2 separate regions of the Mus musculus genome follow, and region 2 is linked to region 1. Evidence: chromatin loops called from intact Hi-C (ENCODE). Cell type or tissue: left cerebral cortex. All regions are shown on one strand. Links, peaks and the distances in the headings refer to the core of each region. The heading gives the core; the rest is flanking DNA.

Region 1 (5,464 bases), core at 177-5,176:
TATTTAATATTCTAATGGAATTCTAAAGGGTCAACTCTTTACAGCATGTATTGACCCCAATTAAAAACCTTGAGGAGAATTATGAAAAAGTTGGTTTTAAAGCAGAAATTCAGTGTTATAGTAAAAAAAATCAAGGTGATATTTCTAAAGAACATTAACATATGGCTGTATGCGTATATCCAATAATTTCTAAATGCTAATACATTTAAATAATGTGTGTATATGTGTTGGGGGTGCTTAAATACATTGTAAATACATGTTAGTAAGTTTACTGAATAGAATAACTATGAAAACAATGCTTATAAGAACAAAAATGATGAATCAGGCAGTGGGCAGAGACAGTAAAAATGTAAATTCTAATAAATCAGGAAACAGAAGAAGAAAATGGTGGGTAAATTCAATCTGTGACATTAATAATAATTTTTATGTTAAAGAAATATACTAACAACCAAGAGCAGTTAAAACTTTAGACTTATCTAGTTAACTAGTGGACAGTTTTATTATGTTATGTTATGTTGTTATTTATTATGCTCTCAGTGACTATGGGCCAAGTGATTGAATATTAGAAACTTCTCTGCCTCCTAGAAGCCATGCATTCATTTTATAATAGCTTTTATTTTAGTAACTTAGATGTTCAGCACAGACTACAGAACTACAAACAAGAAGTTACTTTCTTTTCTTAGCAGCTGAAAATAAATTATCTTTTTCTAATGACCTGAACATTTAGGTCTGATCATACCAGAATTTGGGGGAGGGAATAATAAATCATAAATGTCCTGATTAAACAATCTGGTGGAGACTCATTTAACTAATGCTAAGCCTCAGTGGTGCCATTAAGACACCCTTCTGGAAGAGGCTTAGGCCTGGCTATCTTTTAGCAAAGCAATGGATCCTTCTGTGATATAGAGTTGAATATTCAAACATTCTTTGTGTAATTTTTTCTTGCTCAGTGTCTTGATGGGCCAATTTGAGAAGTTAAGAGTGATTGCCTTTGTCTACTTAATATGTGATATTTCTGAAAGTCCTTCAGCATATGATTTTTATCTTAATTCTAGAAGATTAGACAGAATTGTACTGTCACCATATCCATTATAAAAAGCATTGCAAAGATACAGCAAATATTTCTTACGAAATTATTCTTGCCACAAAAACTCAAGTGTACTTTGGAGATTGCTTCTTACTGGGGCTACCACTTATCAGTATAAATAGAGGGGTCAATAGAACTGACTACAGTCTATCTGACTATTTCTAACTATATCTGACTATTTCTAACTATAGGTCTCATGGGGATGTTAGTGCATTTTAATTGGTGCTTTTTTATTAATTTAGTTTTATTTACTCTTTTATATAGGTAGGATAAAACCCCTAGGTATCCTTACATAATGAGGAAGTGCCAAGCATGTTTACGGATATATATATATATATATATATATATATATATATATATATTCCTCAAAACATAAAAAAAAAACCTCTTAGACTTGCCTGAGACAAGGTAGAGACATGAACAATTAAAAAATAGTCTGATAACATTTCACTTTCCCATTGTATGAGAGTGTTCACTTTTATTACCTTTTGGTTTATATTAACAGAATCACATTAGTAGTGATTTAAACTCAGAAACTTCTGTGGCTTTGTTCAAAATTAAAGGAGTATCATAATATCTATTCAATAAACATGATTCTAGAAAAATGTAGTTGAAATAGATTCTATATTAATCCTCTGGTAGGGCAAGGGATAAGTTTTATTGGAAAATAGGTAATTACCTCTAGATTCAGAAATTATTAATTGCTGGAGTCATGGGTACTGATAAAGGGTGGATATTGTTCCATTAAGGGATTAAGACATATATCAGTAAACTGGTTTATCCATGATCCTATGGTTAGCTACTGAGGCTATAAAAACTTTCCTCTAACTCTAGAATAGTTATGATCACTGTAGTTGCTTGTTGAATTTTTTTAAAACGTGAATCAGCATTCTGAGTTTAAAAACCTCAACTATATGTGTGGTGGGGAAAGGGATTCAGATTTCTAAAATACATAATGCAAATTATAGTTTAGAGGGAAAAAAATCAATGAGTTGTTTCTAAATATGATCCATACTTGCTGCCCCAGGCTCTGCTAAAAATGGATTGCCAAGAGTTAGTGGCACATCTTATCCAAGAGGCTGTTATTCTGACTTCAGCTGTGAAACTTGGAAGAAGCTGGAGGGAACTTGCTGAGAAATCTGCAGGACTCACTAAGCATCAGATGCAGGCATATGAAATTCCTCACCGAGGAAAATCTGGAGATGTTTCAGCAGAGGTAAGATTTTCATATATTCCATTGAATGCTGACTGACTACAGGCAAGTAAAGAAAATGCGAACTAGTCTTCTCCATATTCATGAATAAATGAAAGAACATTCAGAAAGACCTACTAACTGAGGTTACCATCTAGATAATACTTTTGGACATGTCTGAAATATATCATACTTATAAAAAGCTCATTCATGTTTCTCTCGTTGGATTTCATATTAACATAGCTTTTGATTAAATTAATCTATTACATCAGGACAATGAGGACACAAGTCCACAAGAATGGAAGTCATAAAATAGGTTGAAGTCAAACAATAATATCAATTAAGTCAACCAACACAAGATATACTAATCAACATCACTATACAAACTTAATCATTTATGACAAATCATAAATGATTAATGATGAATATGAGGAGGGTGGATGATTTGGGGCCCCTAGAAATGACTGACAAGAGTCATGTCACCTCTGGGAATTCTATGCACAATAAGAACTATAAATTCCATACATAGAACAAAAGCATTTAATACAAAGATATTTATCAGAAAACCTTGAAAAAAAACAAAAAAAAAAAAAAGAAAAGAAAACCTGTTCGTACCAGGTTTATGTGGATTCTGCTATGCACAGAGCATACACATATTTCTTTAGATTTCCTTAAAAGTGATTTGATCTAATTTTCATTGAATTAAATAAAAATATTTACAGTGATGAAATATTTTTTAAAGTTAAAATATTTTTAAAATGTTAAAACTTTTTCAAGAGATTTTAGTTAAAGTCAATTTCTGTTTTGAGATGGTGATGTTAGAAGCACCAGCTGCATGTTCTTTGTCATTTTGAGTCATACACGTGATATTTACTTTGGAGATTCCTCTTCCTACTGTAAAGCCACAGTTCTGTTGGGTGACCAGGTTGCAGACTTTCCAGGAGGTGTTCAGTCAGTTAAATCAGTTAATGCCTTCCGGCAGCTGTCAGCTGGACAGCTGCTGAATCCCTGAAACTCAGCCCACAGGCAAAGACTTGTAAACAAAACTCTATCTAGGAGAGACCAGAGACTGGACACATATGCCTTACTTATGAGCTGCATGTATACCTGTAACCCTAGAAAGGAATTACAGCCTATTAATGAGCAGACTCTAGCATGAACATAGCACACAAGACGAACTTACATGTTTTCTAAGTGAGTTGAAAAATCAGGCTGAGAAAAGAGTATTATGAGAATTATGCTGCTGTGGTCCTGGCATTTCAGTTAACCAATTAAAAAGCTGTCTAATTTAAAGCTTTACTTCTTTTGTTTGTAATAGGGCTTTTTTTTTTTAAGAATTTTGTTTAGACTTACTGGAGAGCTATTTACCCTGCCAGCCCTCCTAAGCATCTGGATTCTCTCTAATTGTGTTTATTGTTTGTCTAAAATCTTGACACAGGCCTATTTTCCATTATTTACTTTCACCCAGCCCAAATCATAAGTGCCTAAGTCTATGTCTAAGGCTGATAAAATCTTGTCATAAGCAAAAGAAAAAGCCCCTAGATGTTTTCTAGAGGCAACAATTCAATTCCTTGTAACTAATACTAACAGCTAGTATCTGACACATGTTATAACCTAGGTAAACTCCAGAGCATTTTGTCCTGAAGCCACTTTAAATGTCCTATAGACAAATTTTACCAGTTAGGCCACTTAAAGGGGCAATGTATGCTCATTTCCATATCCTTAAAATGTCCTTGAAGAGTTTTATTCTCCTTGAAAGGAGAAGGATCTTAAACATGACCATTTTGACAAGTCAGTAGCTGATTTATGAACAGTTCTGAGTGAAAGTGCTGTGGGTTACCTGGCTTTGGGCAAGGAAACACCACTTTAGTGTTTCTTCACTACTTTCCTTTTATCCGGTCATTCAGTCTGGCACGAGATTTCCCGGGATGTCAATACCCACACTTGCCCTGTTTCCCTCCTTTTCAACTTGTTTTTCTTCTTTTTGTTTATTTTTAATATGTTCTGCAATTACTTGGCACTTATCTGGATTGGGTACTGTTTTAGGAATAATATAAGAAGTATGGTATTTAAAGTAACAAAACATATGAGGGCCACAAAAAATTCACCCAGCATGTAGACTACTAGAATTAACATGTCCTAAAGCTAACTGTGCAACAAAGACCTTTTGCTTCAAGACTGAGCATTCAACTCTGCACTTGGAATCCAAGATGGTGTGTTCAGGGCTGGAGGATTAGTCTACTCGCTTCCTCTTTCCTTTTTTATTTTCCTTTTTTCAAGAGACATTAATGTGGTGGGGGATTAACTTAGAAACTCATAAAATTAGTGTAGGGAAAGAAACCAGTTGATAGAACCACTGGAAGACCCTCCTTCTGGCCACAGAACCTGTGTGAGGGAAAAACCACAGTCTTCAGAAGTGAAAGAAAGGTATTACTTCACTGACTCTAATGACCTAGGGCTACAGCTTTCCCATCCCTCTGGCCTACTTCTCTTAGTAATCTCTATTTCTACCTCTGACTGTGCCCCTGGTACAGTTCTGTCCTCTGTAATACAGAACCTGGAAATATCAGCTGGTTTTCCCAGTACTCAGTTGAGCAATAATGGGATTGTGTCACTTCCAAAATTCACCTGATTTTTATCAAGCCTCAAGCTGATTGAAGAAGGGAGATACCGAATGTGCCTTTCACATGCATTTTAATGCTTTTGACCATTCAGTCTTCCTTTCTAAGTGAAGGAAAAGTCTTTCTTTGGAGAATTCTGAGAATATCACTTTTTTTTTTTAAAAAATAAAGAACAACTCAAATTATCTTCTAAGTTACTACAACTACTTTATTAATGAAAAACCATAATGTTTAGAACCAACCAAATGGATATAAGCAAAACACATTTTAAAAATTATTTTGTAGGTTTTTAAAAGGCTTGGTTTTATATTATGCATATGAGTGGATGTTTTGCCTGTATGTTTGTCTATGCACCAAATGCGTGTCTGGTGCCTGTGGAAGCCATATTTGGTATCAGATTCCCTGGAACTGACCTTTACAGATTATTGTCAATCTCCAGGTGGGTGCGGGGAATTGAACCTGTGTCCTCTGTAAGAGAAGTCAGTGATCTTAACTGCTGAGCTATCTCTTTAGCCCATGGGAAACATATTTTAAAGAAAAATGTTTCCTTCAGAAAATATGTTT
Region 2 (5,464 bases), core at 335-5,334, 220 kb before region 1:
TTAGAGAGTTCTGGTATTGTGACTATATATATATCAGACCTTTCCTTTGGACTGTCACTTGAGCTGGCTGGAACTGAACTGCTTATTGAAAGGGGCCTCTTTGTTATTTGATTGGTTAGTTTGGTTTTTGTCTTGTTTTGTTGTTGTTTGGGAGTTTTTTGTTTGTTTCTTTGTTTGTTTTTGAGACTGGTTTTCACTGTGTAGCTTTAGCTGGTCTGGAGCTTGCTATGTAGATCTAGCTGGCCTTGAACTCCCAGATTATACACCTGCCTCTGGTTCCTATGTGCTGGGATTAAGGATCAGCACCAACATACCTGTTAGTGACCTTTTAAAACTAAACTCAGGATTCCTGGAACTGACTTCTATCATGAGTTGAGCTGCTTTGTTGTTTTCAGGGTTAACCATCCAGATGAAGTTTTCTCCCAGAGTATGTCATGTGTAGAGGGTTATCTTTTGCAAATTATAATCTACATGTTTTAAATTCATTACACAAATTCAAACCAAATGTACAAAAAGACAATAGAGGAATACCTTTTAAGGACGTATGCCTTGTATTAAGAGATTGTCTCCATCTTTTCTCTGCAAACAATAAAGTTTGCTACAATGACTTCTTTGTTTGCAACTAGAACAGCCAGTTCTACAGCAATCCCTGCCCTTCCTACTACTTTCTTGTATTCTTTGTTCCCCAGAAGTCAATGAATACCTTACATGACTAGGCAAAGCCAGCCTGGCTTCTTAGCTTCTCTCCAGTAGTCACTTAGGAAAGGCACCCCCAGTTTGGCACTTCACAAGGTACATTCTGTCAACTTTCTTCTTTTAAAGGAACTAGAGTTTTTGTTTTAATGACTTTCCTTTTAAGATCTCTTAAATATTCAGAAGTCCCTTTGTAGGATAGAGGTAATCGCTCATTCCATGAGAAGCCTCCCTCCCCTACTCAATACCTGCTAGAGTTACTAAAGAGTACTACGGAGTATATAGACCTTGCTCAGATCAGGCAAAATGCTTCTACCTAGAAAGGTACTTGTCATTCAATTCCAAGCCAAGGGCTTTGGACCTATGTATACGAACATAGATCAGGAGGCTTCATTTTGTATCAGTATATCTTGAACTATTAGTGTAAATCCAAAGTATCTAAAGCTGTTCAAAACATGAAATAACCCTGTGTCCATCTTCTGTGCCTAGCAGGACACATGTGGAACTGTGTCTATGTCCCATCCTTCTCTTCTGTCTTTATTACTATCCTTTCTCCCCACATTCCCAGGCTTATGGCCATCCAGAATTTTTGGCTAAACCCAGCCCTTCCCAGCTACTTCTGTTTAATGAGATGTATTTGGTAACATTCTAGGCTAATCACACTCATAGATACTTACAACAGACTCTTTCTTTGTCAAATTTATTCATATTTTTCAGGCAAAACAAAATAATGAAATACCTTGTAGAAAGAGGTAACACATTTCTAAACCACTTACCGTAATGATAGGTGGCTCATTAGGAAGGTCAGAATGAAAGGTTACTTCTTCAACGCTTATATCCTGCTTTAACATGTGATATGGTAAAAAAAAAATGCCATTCAAAATGAAACATCTTTTAAAGTTACCTTAAGAACAAATGTGCAGTAGGCAGTCTGACAATCTGAGTTTAATACTTAAGACCCACATAATGGAACAGGAGAACGGGCTTACTCATGTTTTCCTCTTACTCATGAATGGTGCTCACATTCACACACATATACCCAGGATAAATAATAAGTAAAATAACTTCTTTCAATTTAATAAAAATTTAAAAAGAATATACATGGTAAGACCATTGTAATTTACTTTGTAATTTTCTGTCAATGATTTGGATTTTAATTAAGTTAATTAAGGGCCTTTAAAAATAACTGAAATCATTTGAATATATTTGTTTGGTATCATTGTTTCCTAGAAAGAACTGACCCCTGCTCTTCTGTTGAAAGGTGGTATTACTTTAACTAATGTATTTAATCCCACTGGATGCCATTTTTACTTTCACTACAGTTTTCTTTGGCTGGAAATTATGCTGATTTACTGACTGTGAAAGTCAAAATAAGGTGACATCAACTCTGATTAGTGAAGTGAAAAGTAGTTCCTTTACTCCTTGAAAACAGTGTGGTGCTATCTACTACACATTCATTCTCTTATTAGGAAATAAAAGGTAAAACTAATTTAAGAATATTTGTACACCGGCTCTCACAGGCATGCTATTTGCAAGAGGGAAGAACCCAGTTCATGTCTTCGATTTTACTGCAAGTAGAAAAATATAAAAGACTTCTGTACTTTACTCTGGTACTATCCTTGTCTGCCCCACTCTCCAATAATATTTTAACTATTAGGCAAGTCTGCTGTAACTTTTCAAGGCCAAGGCCAGAATACAAACAACACCAGGCATAACAAAGCCAAGTATTTAATACTTGCAAACTAGAATAAGAAATCATTAAATCAAAGGAGTTCACTGTGGTTTAGATATAAAACATTCCTTTAAGACTCACATGCTACCGGCTTGGTACTTAATGCAACAGTCCAGAGGTAAGAGTCTGAGTAGTGATCAGATCATGAGCATGCTAATCTTATCAATGGATTAACCATGGAAGAATTCCTATCTGAACAGACCTTTTGGAGACAGAGCCTATTTAAGGAGGAAGTAGGTCACTTGTCCTTAAAGAAAGGCAGATCTTGTTTTTGTCTATGGTCAAGAGCATGCTCCCTCACCCCAGTCTCTTCTTTCTCCCCCATCTCACTCTTCGTTCTGGTTACTATGAAGTGAGCATTCTCTGCCAAAGATTCCCATTGCCCTAGTAGCCTGCCCAGGGTGTCTAAAGAGATAAAGGTGGGAACATCTGAAGTCTGAAGACAAATCACACTTCCCTCCTTACAGTTTATTTCTCAGGTGTTTTGTTAATTAAACTCTTAACAAATGAATTTTGACTTCTGGTTGGGAACATGGCAGTGTATGAAGCTCTCAAACCTCTAGCTCAGGGTCAGTCTTTTCCCTCCCAGCTCTAGAATCATTCTGCAATGCAAAGAGGCAGTCATTTACCTGCACAAAAACTGCAGCTTGTGTGTCTAAGCTCTGTCTTGTTCCTCTGGCATCCAGCCATATTTGGCTGTTTGTCTTGGATTTGACACAGTAAGAAGGCCCAGAAAGCAGCTAGGTCAAGAATTTTAGAAACAATCTAGAAGTGACTGACAGACAAGGGTACCCTCCATGGGTCCATTCATGCCAGATTGGGGAGTAACCAGAAGAGGATACAAGGAGGTCTCACAAGGTCAGGGAGGATCTCCACTCCCCTGTAGATGGCAGTCAATGATGATGATTCAGAGTGCTGAGTCAAACTCAGCTCTAAATTCTGTTTCCATCACTTATTAGCTAAGTAAGAGAACTTTCAGAAGTTATTTGGTAACTTCCCCTAGCACAGAGAACTGGAACAATAAGGAAATAGTAGATTTTCACATCACATGCTTAGGAGGCCTCCTGGCCTGTAGAAATACTTCTCAAAGCTTAACCATTCTTATTCTTTTAACTCTAAAGCTCAGTGTAGTGCTTTTCATGACCTCAGAGGCTTAAGAAAAGCCATACAGTGGTAATGTAGATGAGAATAATTTGTCTATTTATTGCTTTTTTTGTGTGCTGTAAATGAAGTAGTTTTTAAAGCCAGCACCAAGAGGGAATGGGTAGACTTACTTTTCATACTTATCTTACCAACCATGCTAAGAAGCGTGTGAGAACTAATTAAGGAAGAACAAATTTACGGAGTTAAGATTCAATAATTCAGAGTCTTAGCTTTTGATGTTGGTAAAGATCTGCTGCAAAGGTCCAGAGACTGCTTGCTGGGGTAGACTTGGAAAGTCAAAACAAGCAACTCCACTTTTAGAAACAACTCTTATTCTGTAGGCTCATATAAGGGTCGGAGTTGAGTGGGGATCAGGCACTAATGTGTAAGGAACTAACTTACTTTACAACTGTTCACTGTTCTTACATTATTCAAGGTGATTTATTCCAAATGATTTATTGGACCTATTGTGCCAGGCTCTGAAGACAGAATCAGCAGTCATAGTGTATCCTGTCAAAAGGATGAATGAGGATGGAGGCAGAGGCCATTCTGGAAGGGATCTGTATGCCACCCAACTGAGGAGCCTCAAGGCAATGAGGATCCAAGGCAGGAGCCCTTTTTGTGACAGGTCATTCAGGCTTTCTCTACCTACTGAGCTTACTAGATCCATATAGACAAAAATCTCCATTTTGAGAAACATCTTAAGAATCCCCATTATCATTTAATTATTCTATTCAGTATCAATCTCCATTTTACTTTTATCTTACCTGTATCAACCTCTTATCTATTGCCTTGTTACTGTCTCATTCAAAACATTTTTTCCCCACATAGAACTATGTGAGGATTTTATTATCTTTAAAAGCAAAAGAAAATTTTATTATAGTTATCAATTTAAAAATCCTAACATCTATCTCCTGTCACATTTTCCCTGAGAAACTAAACTGAAGAATGTATTAAGCTAAGAAGAAAAAAAGAAAGAAAACACCAAAGAAAAGGTGATATATGCGTGTGACCCTGGACTGTGAGTTTGAGAGCTTCATACACTGCCAAGTTCCCAACCAGAAAATCATTAACAGCCAATGGAACATCCAGGTTAGTAACTAAGCATTGATGAGCCAAAATTGATATAAACATATGAAATGATGTAGAACTTCAGCTGCTGTAGCAGTTAGAAGCATACCTAGGCCGAAGTTGGTTAATAATCTGACCACATCATAGATCTGTTCCTATAAGTAATTTCTGTTTGCTTTGTTTGTTTGCTTTATGCTTTTTCTCAGTGTAACAGCCCTGACTGTCCTGGACTCAATTTGTAGACAAGGCTGGCCTCGAAATCACAAAGATCTGCCTGCCTCTTCTTCCCCAATGCTAGTATTAAGGGCATAAACTACAACACCTGGCCTTTCTATATGTACTTTTGATTGACCTTAGAGGCTCATTCTTTTTCTTCTTGCTGACACATTGGAAAGCTAAGGGACCACAAGGAAGCATATTTTACCACAGGGTGTTCCCCACTAAGCCACCTGTTTTTCCCCCTACATGAGAAACCTTTCCACAGTGAGGTATACGTGAGACAAGCTGGGAATAACGGAGCTTCCCCAGGAGGCGTGTTTTGAAGCCACCCATGATTCTAAAATCCAAATCCTATCTTTGTGATTGCTTTGCACAGTCAACAGGGTCCTATATTACTCATGCTATGGTGGTGGCCCAAACTCCCAATGTGACAGAGACATGTTTATATAATACCCAGAAAGTTCTTTAAGGAATTGTTAAGCTATATAAAGGAATTCAAATCTGGCTCTCCCTTATACTGACTATGTGTTGTACACACTGTTCATCTCTTGTGCATCAACTCCCTCTTTTCAAAAGCAGAGGTATAAATCCACTTTTCTCACAGTG

What was found. Hi-C counts contacts between places; a loop is a spot of excess contacts. Peaks named below come from ENCODE experiments on the same cell type or tissue, not always from the same donor. Only the 100,000 strongest peaks of a DNase experiment are listed, where the experiment ranks them.
Region 2: a loop joins it to region 1, with 2.1 times the contacts of the local background. A loop is called at or near these places in 2 of 42 quality-filtered maps.

The regions. Positions count from the first base shown.
Region 1 is chr12:119,448,131-119,453,594 of GRCm38, forward strand. Macc1 (metastasis associated in colon cancer 1) reads left to right here. Exons shown (of 4, transcript NM_001163136.1): 3 at 2,115-2,303. Among named protein-coding and RNA genes, the nearest start is that of Macc1, 7.5 kb to the left of the region's middle. In left cerebral cortex, for the core only: no CTCF peak of the experiment used is centred there; a DNase peak (open chromatin) is centred at 2,193.
Region 2 is chr12:119,227,395-119,232,858 of GRCm38, forward strand. The region is part of intron 1 of Itgb8 (integrin beta 8); the gene reads right to left. Among named protein-coding and RNA genes, the nearest start is that of Itgb8, 8.1 kb to the right of the region's middle. In left cerebral cortex, for the core only: a CTCF peak has its summit at 3,345 (motif pointing right); no DNase peak of the experiment used is centred there.